Linked DNA regions of Homo sapiens: region 2 is linked to region 1. A link is a contact called in ENCODE Hi-C data. All regions are on one chromosome and are shown on one strand. Each heading gives the region's core, a stretch centred on a gene start or an enhancer-like site at or near the end of the contact. The rest is flanking DNA. Distances are from core to core; before and after follow the strand shown.

What was found. Hi-C counts contacts between places; a loop is a spot of excess contacts on that map. Pooled maps may share reads with other maps.
Region 2: a loop to region 1 is called in a map with no recorded cell type, with 8 times the contacts of the local background. The contact joins two enhancer-like sites. A Hi-C loop is called at or near these places in 4 of 37 single-sample maps with no recorded cell type and 4 of 50 pooled maps.

Annotation. Positions count from the first base shown.
Region 1 is chr18:55,263,067-55,268,845 of GRCh38, forward strand. All of the region lies in intron 11 of TCF4 (transcription factor 4), which reads right to left. Among named protein-coding and RNA genes, the nearest start is that of LINC01929, 140 kb to the left of the region's middle. RefSeq lists enhancers at 1,074-1,353, 3,696-3,805, 5,195-5,424, 5,475-5,524. Within about 2 kb of position 3,010, at least 4 of the 41 ENCODE cell types and tissues checked have a DNase peak (open chromatin) inside an H3K27ac peak, as active enhancers do.
Region 2 is chr18:57,830,698-57,836,476 of GRCh38, forward strand. No RefSeq gene overlaps it. Among named protein-coding and RNA genes, the nearest start is that of ATP8B1, 30 kb to the left of the region's middle. RefSeq lists a silencer at 2,080-2,374 and enhancers at 2,752-2,951, 2,992-3,081, 3,122-3,171. Within about 2 kb of position 2,839, at least 6 of the 41 ENCODE cell types and tissues checked have a DNase peak (open chromatin) inside an H3K27ac peak, as active enhancers do.

The sequences.
Region 1 (5,779 bases), core at 1,760-4,259:
GTGCTGGGATTACAGGACTGAGTCACGGTGCCCAGCCGATAATGTTTTGATATATACTTTATTTGGTTTACAAAACCCACACCCATATTTATTTGTTAATTGCTAAAATACTGAAAGAAATCTGGCACATGATAAGAAGAACACAATTATCTCGTGACAAAATAAACTTCCATATCACAAAGTTATGATATTAAAATACATGAGTCATTAGTACTCATGATAGGTATTGTATAAGCAAGTTCTTTGAAATGAGGGTCTGACATCATACAATTGGACCACTGGGAGCAGCTCAGATATCAAGAGTATTAAAAATATTTAATATAAGATAAAATACAACAAATTATATCTAGTGTGAAAATGAGAAGAATTTCTGCATTAAGGAGTCCTTTAAAAACTAAAAACATGGATTGCAGGCATGCACCACTATGCCTGGCTAAGGCAGGAGAATCGCTTGAACCTGGGAGGCGGAGGTTGCAGTGAGCCGAGATTGAGATTGCGCCATTGCACTCTAGCCTGGGCAACAGGATCAAAACTCTGCCTCAAACAACAAGAACAACAAACAAACCTAAAAACCATTCTAAAGAGAAAATAATAATGATGTGAAATATAGATGATACTAACCTTTTTTCAGTATGTATTACCATGGTATTTGGGGGTACTTATCTTTTTTTTTTTCCTAGAAGCGATATTTCTTTTCATTATTATATACCTAAAAATTAGATCTATCAGTCAAAATAATCTGTGATATCTGCTTGATTTGAATATAGATTTTCACAAAAAGTTCAGAGCTACATTGGAAAAATCACATTATCTAACAAAGAACCTAAGCCAAAAAAGAACAAGATATTGCTTCACTACAGATAATATCTGCTACAGTAGTGGCTTTCAAAAGATTAATTCTTCCTTTAAACAACTTTAAAATGAAGATTACAAATAATATATATATTTTTATGAAACTAAACAAAGTATTGAAAACCAATACAAATATTTTAGGAGCATTTAAAAACTAAATATATACGCCCCAAAAATCACACGTTAGAAGAGGCAAGATATTATGACCAATCTGATTTCTTTAGAACTACACCTTTCTAACTAAACATTCTATCAGTGCCTGTTTTATGCAGGGAGATATTATGACTCAGGAAATAGAATTAAAAATAGAATCAACTTCTTACCTCATCGCGTCATGAAAATATTTCAGAAAACTACAAAGGCTACCCATGGAAACCACTGATAAGAACAGACTATTTTTTAACATGAAGCGATTTTACCTTGCAACAGCTGGAGTGCCAAACCCAAGGGCTTAAATTTCAAAGCAGTTTACTGGGGCCAGTTTGCCCTTTCACTTGGAATGCCTTTTGTTCTGGTCCAGGAAACACTGGAGAAGCTACATTTTCTAGATTGCCTGAACATGTTAAGCTACATGAGTCTTTCTCTTACAGATTTCTCTTTTTATTTGTGTGACAGATATAACAAAGGGTATAACTGGAAAAGAAATATATTTTAATTCTCAAGTGGCAGAATTTTTTTTTTTTTTTTGCATTGAGAAGTGGGCCATGTTTAGCAAGATACATTAAAGCTGAAAATGTGGGTTTGATGTAACAGGACTTGATTACTCTTTGAGGCCCAAGATTTTTGTCAATTCATATTAGAGATGATCAAAATGTCCATGTAACAGAAAGATGAAAACTAATGCATTTGCTTGGTAAAGACTTTATCGATTTCTAATTTTGGCTCTAATCAATTTATCTTGCCCAAGAGAAATATAATCAGTCCCTAAGTAGAGCTGTAACATACAAATATGAATGGAAGATGAGCAGTTATTAAGAGGAACTGTAATTTTTGTAGGAGGCTTCGACACTGCCTGCCACCCAAGTATTGTTCAGATGGCTTGAACACAGGTGGTGTTGCTGGCTAGAAGATGAAGCAGAAAGAAAGGTTTTGTATCTTGGGTTACATGCTAGACCACCCTCTGTCTCAGCCTCAGCTTTGGGGAAATGTTCATTCCCATTAGAACACACCCTCAACAAAACACTGGGATGAGTGGTGCCTTGGGATCAACTACTAAAAATCAGAATTTGGAAAATGTGTTGCCCCTTTAATGCACACCCATCATCTAAGGCTGGGAACATCATGAAGGCATCAAAAGAATAAGCAGCACAATTCACACTGTGTTTGCCTGAGAGAAGATGACTGCTTTCAAAGTAGGTTTTTCTAAACTGTGTCCGAGTGACCCTCGTGTTATTAAACCATTAGAAACAGCATAACAATGCCATGTGCTTATCTATAAAGATGACAAAAAGAAGGAACATTTCCAGCACTCCTACTACAACCATTTTAAAATACAAACGCAAGTATATAGACTACAATGCACTATTTTTTAACAGGAGGGATTCCTAGGAATTCAGGGGGAAGTTGGGCTTCCTGATCGTGCACAGGAAATGGAGGAGATTTAAATCAAACTAGTTTATTGTTCTCTGCTGGTGGTCTTGGTAACTAAGATGCCTTCACATTGCTGGATACAATTCTTATTACTCTTATGCTCTGTGCTTGTTCATCGCCTGACTACTTCAAGGCTCAATATTCTTGTAAAATATAAAGTGAACATTATGTGACTACTCTAATAATAAAATTACTGTGAAACCAAGTCCTCAAAGAGAAAAGGACATAATGTTTCTACTAGACAAGCCACATACTAACATGTCATTCGAAGTTAAAGTTCTAAGCCAGATTAATTCATGAACCAGATAGATATTCCAGGGTAATCTTTAGCATATGGTGTATTAAATCAATCTTGGTAGTCTGTTCCTTCAACCCTGTTTGGTTTGAGGTTTAAAAACGTGGAAAAGACCACGTATTAGAATGCAGGCCAGTTAAAGACTAATAAAACAATAATAGTTATTATAACCATTATGTTAGTTATATGACCAGTTCTCTCTGAGGGCAAGGGAGTGTGTGTAGCCTCAAACCACAAAGGGTCACACCCTGTGAATGTATACAGATGGTATGTCCCAATGGGGAGACGACGCATTCTCACCCTTGAGCAGTCTCAGTGGTCTGTGCTATGGTAGGAGGTCCTCTTACTTCTTTCCATCAGGAAGGGCTACTGGATATTATTGCAAATAGGAAGGAAGTATGTGGCTAACCAAATGTGTATGGTTAATATCCTGCAGACATTCCTATTCTCTATAGCTGGTATCTAATAACTTACTACACTTCCTCCTCCGTATGTATGCTCAGATGCAGAGGCACTGAACTGCACTGCTTCTGAGAATACCCAGTGGCATAACATTGAAAAAGTTTGAAGAACTGAGTAGAAGGTGCTGATGCTGGTAACTCCCAAAGACCCCTGACAGCTTCTTTCCTTAACTGGGTGCGCCACCAGCTGAACTACTGTGAATCCATGCTGTGTCCCATACATTATATTCCTCTAATTGGAGGGCTAATTAGATGACCTTTTCAATTCAGAAAGGTCTAATATGATCTCCAGAGTTTGCCAGCAAGGCTTGAGAAAAGTAGTGGACTGTATGCAATGAGTAAAATACCTTGTTCTACAATTCTCTTGAAAATCCATGGATGAATGTGTCATGAAAAAAAAAAAATCTCTCATTAATGTAATCCAAGTAAGCTTTATCCTTCTTATGGATTTCTCAAAAAATGATATTGGGTATTATAGGGCAAAAGAAAACAAAACAAGAAACACCTGGTCACTCCCCCAAGCCAAACAAACAGCAAACCTCAGTGGGCATCTTCCACCTTTGAGATGCAGAGAACAGAAGAAGAAAGGGAATGTGGTTACAGAGAGGTTCCCTTCCGAGAGTTCTAGAGCTTGTATCTCACCCCACATGCACTGCGTTGTTCTAGTGTCAGTTCAGGACAACTGCTGACCACCAGAAAGACATATTATAACATGACACTGAGACGAAGGGCAGCAGCCCTCTTCTGAACTGAAAAAGCAGCTTCCTAAGACATCAACACCATGTATGAAAAGACTGCACTGTCTTGCAACTTTTTACCAGGAAAACGTGAAAAATGTGATGTCCATGTGTTAGTGCTCGAACCCCATTCTTAAGGCATTAGTATTGCTTACAGTCATTTTCTACAGAATCGTGTGTAATCTCAAACATGTGTCAGGCTATGTGTTCCCTATTTGCCAATTATTTAATTAGCTCTGTTTGTTCTTTGAGATACAGGCAACGTAATATTTCTTTACTTCCTGCGTTTCAGAATGAGTGAGTATATGCCAAATATTTTCAAAAGTCTGCAGATGTATCCTATTAATCCATACTGTTTGTTAGGGTAGTATCACTAACATCAGAAGAGAAAGCTTCTCTTCTTGTTATACAGACACGCTGCCATCACTGACTTCTACCACACTCAAAAAATCAAACCAAAGCCTAAGAGAACTTAAGTGTGAAAAAACATGGGCCACTCAGACATCACGCAATACTAAGGCTTATTATGCTTAAATTTTCCTCTGCATTTTCACGTACGCAATTGGTGAACATATTATTTTAAAGAAAAACATTCTAGAATGTTCTCCCTTAAAGTAACCTTAAAGTAATATCTGTATCTATGCATAATAATAAAGGTTTGCTCCTCCAAAATGCTGAATTACCATGTCTACCTATTTCCTTAAAGATTATGCATCTTTTTCTCATTCCGCTAGTGGATTTTGACAAGTGCATCCATTATTGTAAAATAATGTATGAAATAAATTTCTAAAAAGCCCTTTTCTGGGTTCTAAAAATCTCATACTTTTGTTTTTAAATTATAGCTCCTTTATTATTGTCAAGACCCTTAAATAAGGCCCTATGGTTTTTAACAAGTTAAGTCTATTCTCAGCATATAGAAGTCACCTATTGCTCCACTCTGGCTAGACCAACAAGTAGATTCTCCTGTTCATCCACAAACTAATGAAGATGACCAGCTAAAACCAAGCAAAACTCATTCCCACTGAGAGCTGTGGCTAAGCTGTCTACAGCTCATGGAGATAACCACCCTATTTCCTGATATGTCCCTTCCAAGTCATAGTGCCTCTCTCTCAAGAGGACTGTTTTGCAAATCAATCAGAAAAAGTTTTTTTTCAAACAGAGCCTAAGTATGTTTTCCTCAACTCAAGGTTCTGCTCCACCTTCATACCTTCCTAAAAAAGAAAATTACTCAAACCACAAGTAGACAGGAAATCTGTCTTGTAAAAGGATGAATGACCGGTCATCCTTCTTTATAACCAGACCTCATGACTGCAGAAAGGGGCTTTCCATTTGTCAAACCACACTGAAGTGAAATATGCTTTTCTCACTCTTTCAGTTCTGCACTGCTTTCTTTCTTCTTGTTTTTCAAATCTGCCAAAACTGCATTGATAGCTAACAAACTTCCCCATGTGACCTCTGTCTGTAGCTCTCCAAGGTCAAACTGATGCAACATATTTGTAGAAGCTTGGTTAGGAAAAGTTAAAAAAAATGGAAACTCTCTCCTCAATTTGCTTCTTAGACAGGATAGCGGAGTGGAGAGGCTGCGAGATAGCTCATCTCAAGTGTGAGATATATTATTGAATACGCAGGGAGGGCATTATTGAGGCAGAAATTATATTTCCAACATTTCAAAACACATCTCTCCTCCAACATCAAAAACTTTCCTACATAAGTGATTCACGCCACTTCCCCAAATTCTACACACTCTCTAAAGAAAACAAGTGCAAAGAGCTAAGAGGACTCAACAGCAGCATTATTCTGTTGCGCCATCTTCTCTCAAAGACATACACTGAGTATTCTCCCCA
Region 2 (5,779 bases), core at 1,589-4,088, 2.6 Mb after region 1:
GAAGTAGCCACCGGGGCAGCGTGGTGGCCGCAGAGTGGAGAAGGGGCAGGGCCACGTGGGATGAGGTTGGAGACAGTGGGCAGGGGCTAGATGACACTGGCTTTGTAGTCAAGATAACAACTTTTGGGCCAGGCGCGGTGGCTCACGCCTGTAATCCCAGCACATTGGGAGGCCAAGGTGGGTGGATCACCTGAGGTCAGGAGTTCGAAACCAGCCTGCCCAACATGGTGAAACCCTGTCTCTACTAAAAATACAAAAATTAGCCGGGCATGGTGGCACATGCCTGTAATCCCAGCTACTTGGGAGGCCAAGCCACGAGAATCGCTTGAACCCAGGAGGCAGAGGTTGCAGTGAACCGAGATAGTGCCATTGCACTCTAGCCTGGGCAACAGAGTGAGACTCTCTCTCAAAAACAACAAAAAAACCCCTTTTGATTTTGCTCGGAGTGGGGGATTTGAGATGGGGAGTGACATGTTCAGGTAAGTAATTTACTCCCAAATTAAACTTCCCAGGATTACCCACAATTCCCCTGCATATGGCAAATCTTGCAGTAGATCAGGAGGGTCTAGGGTCAAGAGGATGAAGCAAACGCCACTGAAGCGGCTACGTTGTCTGGGGTATAAACCCGGGGTTCGGCCGGGCATGGTGGCTCACACCTGTAATCCCAGCACTTTGGGAGGCCAAAGCGAGTGGATCACCTAAGGTTGGGAGTTTGAGACCAGCCTGACCAACATGGAGAAACTCCGTCTCTACTAAAAATACAAAATTAGCCTGGTGTGGCGGCGCATGCCTGTATTCCCAGCTACTTGTGAGGCTGAGGCAAGAGAATCACTTGAACTTGGAAGGCTGAGGCTGCGGTGAGCCGAGATTGCACCATTGAACTCCAACCTGGGAAACAAGAGCGAAATTCCATCTCAAACAAAACAAAACAAAACAAAAAAACCCGGGGTTCATTGTCGGGTACCAGAGTAATTTAGGACACAGACACACAGGAGGAGTTTAGGGGTGGAGGTTTAACAGTTAGAAGAGAAGAGAAAGAAAAACAGCTTCCTCTTAAAGGAAGTGTGTCTGGAGTTGGTTCCTGCCAGTGGGTTTGTGGTCTCGCTGACTTCAAGAATGGAGCCATGGACCTTTGCAGTGTTAGAACTCTTGAAGATGGCACGGACCCAAAGAGTGAACAGCAGCAAGATTTATTGTGAAGAGCTAAAGAACAAAGCATCCACAGCGTTGATGGGGACCCGAGGCGGGTTACTGCTGCTGGCTGGGGGGTGGCCAGCTTTTATTCCCTTATTTGTCCCCTCCCATGTTCTGTTTCTGTCCTGTCAGAGTGCCCTTTTTTCAATCCTCCCCGCGATTGCCTACTTTTAGACTCCTGCCGATGGTTGCATTTTACAGAGCACTGATTGGTGCATTTTACAATCCTCTTGCTCACTACAGAGTGCTGATTGGTGCATTTTTACAGAGCACTGATTGGTGTATTTTACAATCCTCTTACTAGCTACAGAATGCTGATTGGTGCATTTTACAATCCTCTTCTAAGACAGAAAAGTTCTCCAAGTCCCCACTCGACCCAGGAAGTCCAGCTGGCTTCACCTCTCAGAAGGAGTCTCTGAGCAGAAAGGACCAGCTGGTGGAGAACGCACCGAGTTTTATAGTCCAGTTTGAGGAGGTGTTGTCTGATTTACTAGGCCTCACAGATTGGTTCCATCATGTATGACATTTACAAAGCTCTCTGGGAAGGCTTGTCGCCCTACCCTAATCTTCTTATGCAAATGGACTTTCCAGTTGATGGGGGCCATATTATCTGCTTCTTACCGTACACGTGGCTGGCAGAGAAGGCAAGATGGAGCCACCATCTTGAAAAGGTCTAGTCCTTAGTTCCTGCTGGCATTCATCTGTGCAGCAAGCTGCCAGCTTGCTTGTCTATGTCTGCAGCTCAACTTTTATCAGCTGCTCTTTGTTAGAAAATTATTTGGGGCTGCTTTTCATTAAAAGGAAAGCCCTACCAAGGACTCCCATGCCCTTGCTATCTCCCTAAGTAATTCCTTTTTACCTCCTATATCACCACAAGCCAGCTTTCCTGGGAGTCCCCTAGTTTCTCTCCAGGCCCTAGGTCACTTCCTATCACCACTGAATCTGTCAGCATCTTTTTGGTGCACTCAGGCCTCCTGGCTCTCCTCCTCAGTATAGCCTTGAATTAATCACCAACTTATCACATAGTGAACAGATGTAGCCTTTTCCAAATCACTCAGGGTCTTCATTCTGAACCCAAATCACCACTCTGTGCTTTAAAATATCTCTCCCTTGCAGTTTGGTGTGGGTGTAGGACTACATTCTGGCCAATGGAGCTTGAGCAGAAGTGATACATGCAACTTTCAAGTCATGCCCCGTGCCCGTTCTTTTCTTTCTGCAGGAGGGAATACAGATGAATTGGCAGGATCAGGAGCAGCCATGTTGCACCAAGAGAAGATGAAAAAAGCATATGTTGCAGATTGCAAAGTAACTAGGTAAGCATTTGAGTCCCTAAAACTATTCCTGGTATGACTGGTAGCGGCATACTAGCTTGGACTTTTTTGTGTCAGAGAAATAAACCTTCATCTCACTTAAATCAGTATTATTTGGGGCCACTCTCTCTGTAGTAGGAGTGAAACTAGTATCCTAACTAATTTAACTGTCAAAAGAAAAAAAAATATGAGGCGAGAAAATAAGGAATCAAGAAACAAAAGTCAAGTTTTACTCACTTCATAGCTTGGCTCAAAAGCAACTTTAAATATGTGAGAAATGCAACAAATGATAATCATGCATACAGAGAAATTCCTCAAGTGACAAATGCTTTTACTTTCATTTCCTTTCTTGAAAATTGACAGAGTAAGATTCAGATGCATGTACTGACACTCACGTCAGTAACATCGGCTCAGGTTAGACTTTGGTCGTCTTATCCTTCGACTACCTAAGGGACTCATGGCCAGTATATTTTACAACCCCCAGTGCCAGTTACTGAATTCTCACCTGAGAATGAATTCCCTAAGTCTGTAATGTTTCATCATCTTGCAACACAGATAAGCCTGTGTTTAGAGCAGGCTTTTCCATATGAGTCCCTCCTCTTTCACACTGGGGCTGAGTAGAAGGTGATTGACCTGCCTGAGACTTTATCAGTTTGGAGTTCATGTTCCATGTGGTGTTGGAGGGAGCAATGGAGGCTGTGAAATCAGACATCCTGCTTTTTGACAGGGTTGTTTGATGACTCACCCAAGCCATTTTTTATTCTCGGTGCATATTCTAGTTTCCCTTCTCCCGACAGTAGCCTGATGCACCTGTGCTTGCACTGTCCTTAAGCCTGTTGCTATTGTTATGTGGTGTCACTGAGCCCAACACTGCGTGCGTGTGTGTGTGTGTGTGTGTGTGTGTGTGTGTTGAAAGGGGTAGGAAAGTGAGGATGATTTTCAACCATTAAACCCTTAAGGGGCCATCTTCTGAAGCCTGGCATCATCATTTTTGTTCTCAAGAACATTTAAGTCAAAAATAACAAGGTTCCTTTTGCTCATCTTCAAATTATTTTACTTGTTTGATCCAACTGCTAACTAGAAGGTGAATTCTTTCTGCTGTCATTTCATAATTCTAGTGTATTAAAAAGAGATGGGGGCTGGGCACGGTGGCTCATGCCTGTAATCCCAGCACTTTGGGAGGTCAAGGTGGGAGGATCACTTGAGGCCAGGAGTTCAAGACCAGCCTGAGCAACATAGCAAGGCCTCCTACAAAAAATTTTAAAAATTAGCTGGGCATGGTGACACCCACCTGTAGTCCCAGCTGCTTGGGAGGCTGAGGCAGGAGGATTGCTTGAGCCCAGGAGTTTAAGGTTGCAATGAGCTTCAAGTTTTTATACCTTCAATCATACCATTTGTGGCTTAGGAACCCCTAATATATTACATGGAGGGTAATGTAGACACCAAGAAAATGATTGAAAACAATTTATGCCTAAATACATTTGTATTCTTCTTTAGAGAAACCTAGTAGACAAACTAAAAGCTACTAAGCAAATAAATCAAGGTACTGTATTTTACAAAATGACTCAATTTATGCATCATTTAAAGAGTGTGGATCCCTTGGGAACTTTAAACATGGTTGCATTAGTTAAACAGTTGCTTCATTCAGATCCCTCTAGGAACTTGGGCAGCACAAGGGAAGGGGGGCCTCTGTTCCTACTGTGTGGTCCTGGTGATCTGTGTAGGTATCTTCTTTTACCGGGTTAAGTGATAAAAACGGTGTCTTGTGCTCTTTTATCCAAGTCCAAGGAGCATCTTTGTGGGTGTGGGGTTGCAATTATACCTTTCCTCCCTGGGCTGAATCCACAAAGAAGAAGAGAAAAATAACATTTCTGGAGACCTGGCCAAGCCCTGGAATAAAATGGTTGCCTGAGAGAAACTGCAAGTTTGGGAGGCGGGGACTCTTTTCATTGTAACCAAGAGTGGAGTCCTCCATTTCTTTTTCTTTTTTCTTTTTCTTTTTTTTTTTTTTTTTTTTTTTTTGAGACGGAGTCTCACTCTGTCGCCTAGGCTGGAGTGCAATGGCTCAATCTCGGCTCTCTGCAACGTCTGCCTCCTGGGTTCAAGCTATTCTCCTGCCTCAGCCTCTCAAGTAGCTGGGATTACAGGCGCTTGCCACCAGGCCCAGCTAATTTTTTGTATTTTTAGTAGAGATAAGGTTTCACCATGTTGGCCAGGCTGGTCTCGAACTCTTGACATCAGGTGACCCACCCACCTTGGCCTCCCAAAGTGCTGGGATTACAGGTGTGAGCCACCGCGCCCGGCCTCCTCCATTTCTTTTACTTTCCTTTAGTCAATAATGGAGACAGTGAAGGCATAAAAGTGTTCATGCTAAAGACCATTTTGAAAATCCAGCCACTTCCTGTCTGTTACACTCCAGCTGCCTATGTCCTCATCGTGTAATGGGAGGGTCACTCTAGAAGAGGAATGGGCCACCGACTGTCTAATGTGACCATCCTCCTGCTGAACTTGGGGAAAATGTCACTTTTTGCTCTGAACCCAGACCTAACCTCTGGATCTTGCTCTATGCCATGCTCCAGAAAGCCACCACTATCAATGTGAGTTGCCACAAAAATTCAATTTTTTGTTTAATAGACTTAGGATCTTCAGTGAAACTTATGGCCATCCCCAGTGGTCACTTCCATCTCTAACATCTCACGACTTTATGAAAATAAAACAACCAGCTATCATCAGGGAGAGAACACAGAGTTAGGAGTTAGTGGATAAGGGTGAGGGTCATGGGTGAGTTACTTCCCTTCTCAAGCCCCCTACTCTCTCCTTCAGATCTACATGTTACTGTCTCAGGCCAGGTTCCCTGACCATCCTGTTTGCAGTGACAACTGTTGCCCCCCACCTCTAAGTACTCCCTACCCCACTTCCCGTTTTATATCTGATCATTAGCATTTGTGATGGTTAATTTTATGTTTCATCTTGACTGGGTCATGGGGTTCCCAGATACTTGGCAAAACGTCATTTCCAATTCTGTCTATGAGTGGATCACCCTCCTCAATGGGCTGTTGAGGGCTTTAAGGCAGAGGAAGGGAGAATTTGGCCTTTTTTTTTTGGAGACAGAGTCTCACTCTGTCACCCGGGCTGGAGTGCAGTGGTGCGATCTTAACTCACTGCAACCTCTGCCTCCCAGGTTCAAGCGATTCTCCCGCCTCAGCCTCCCAAATAGCTGGGATTACAGGCACATGCCACCATGCCCAGCTAATTTTTGTATTTTTAGTAGAGAT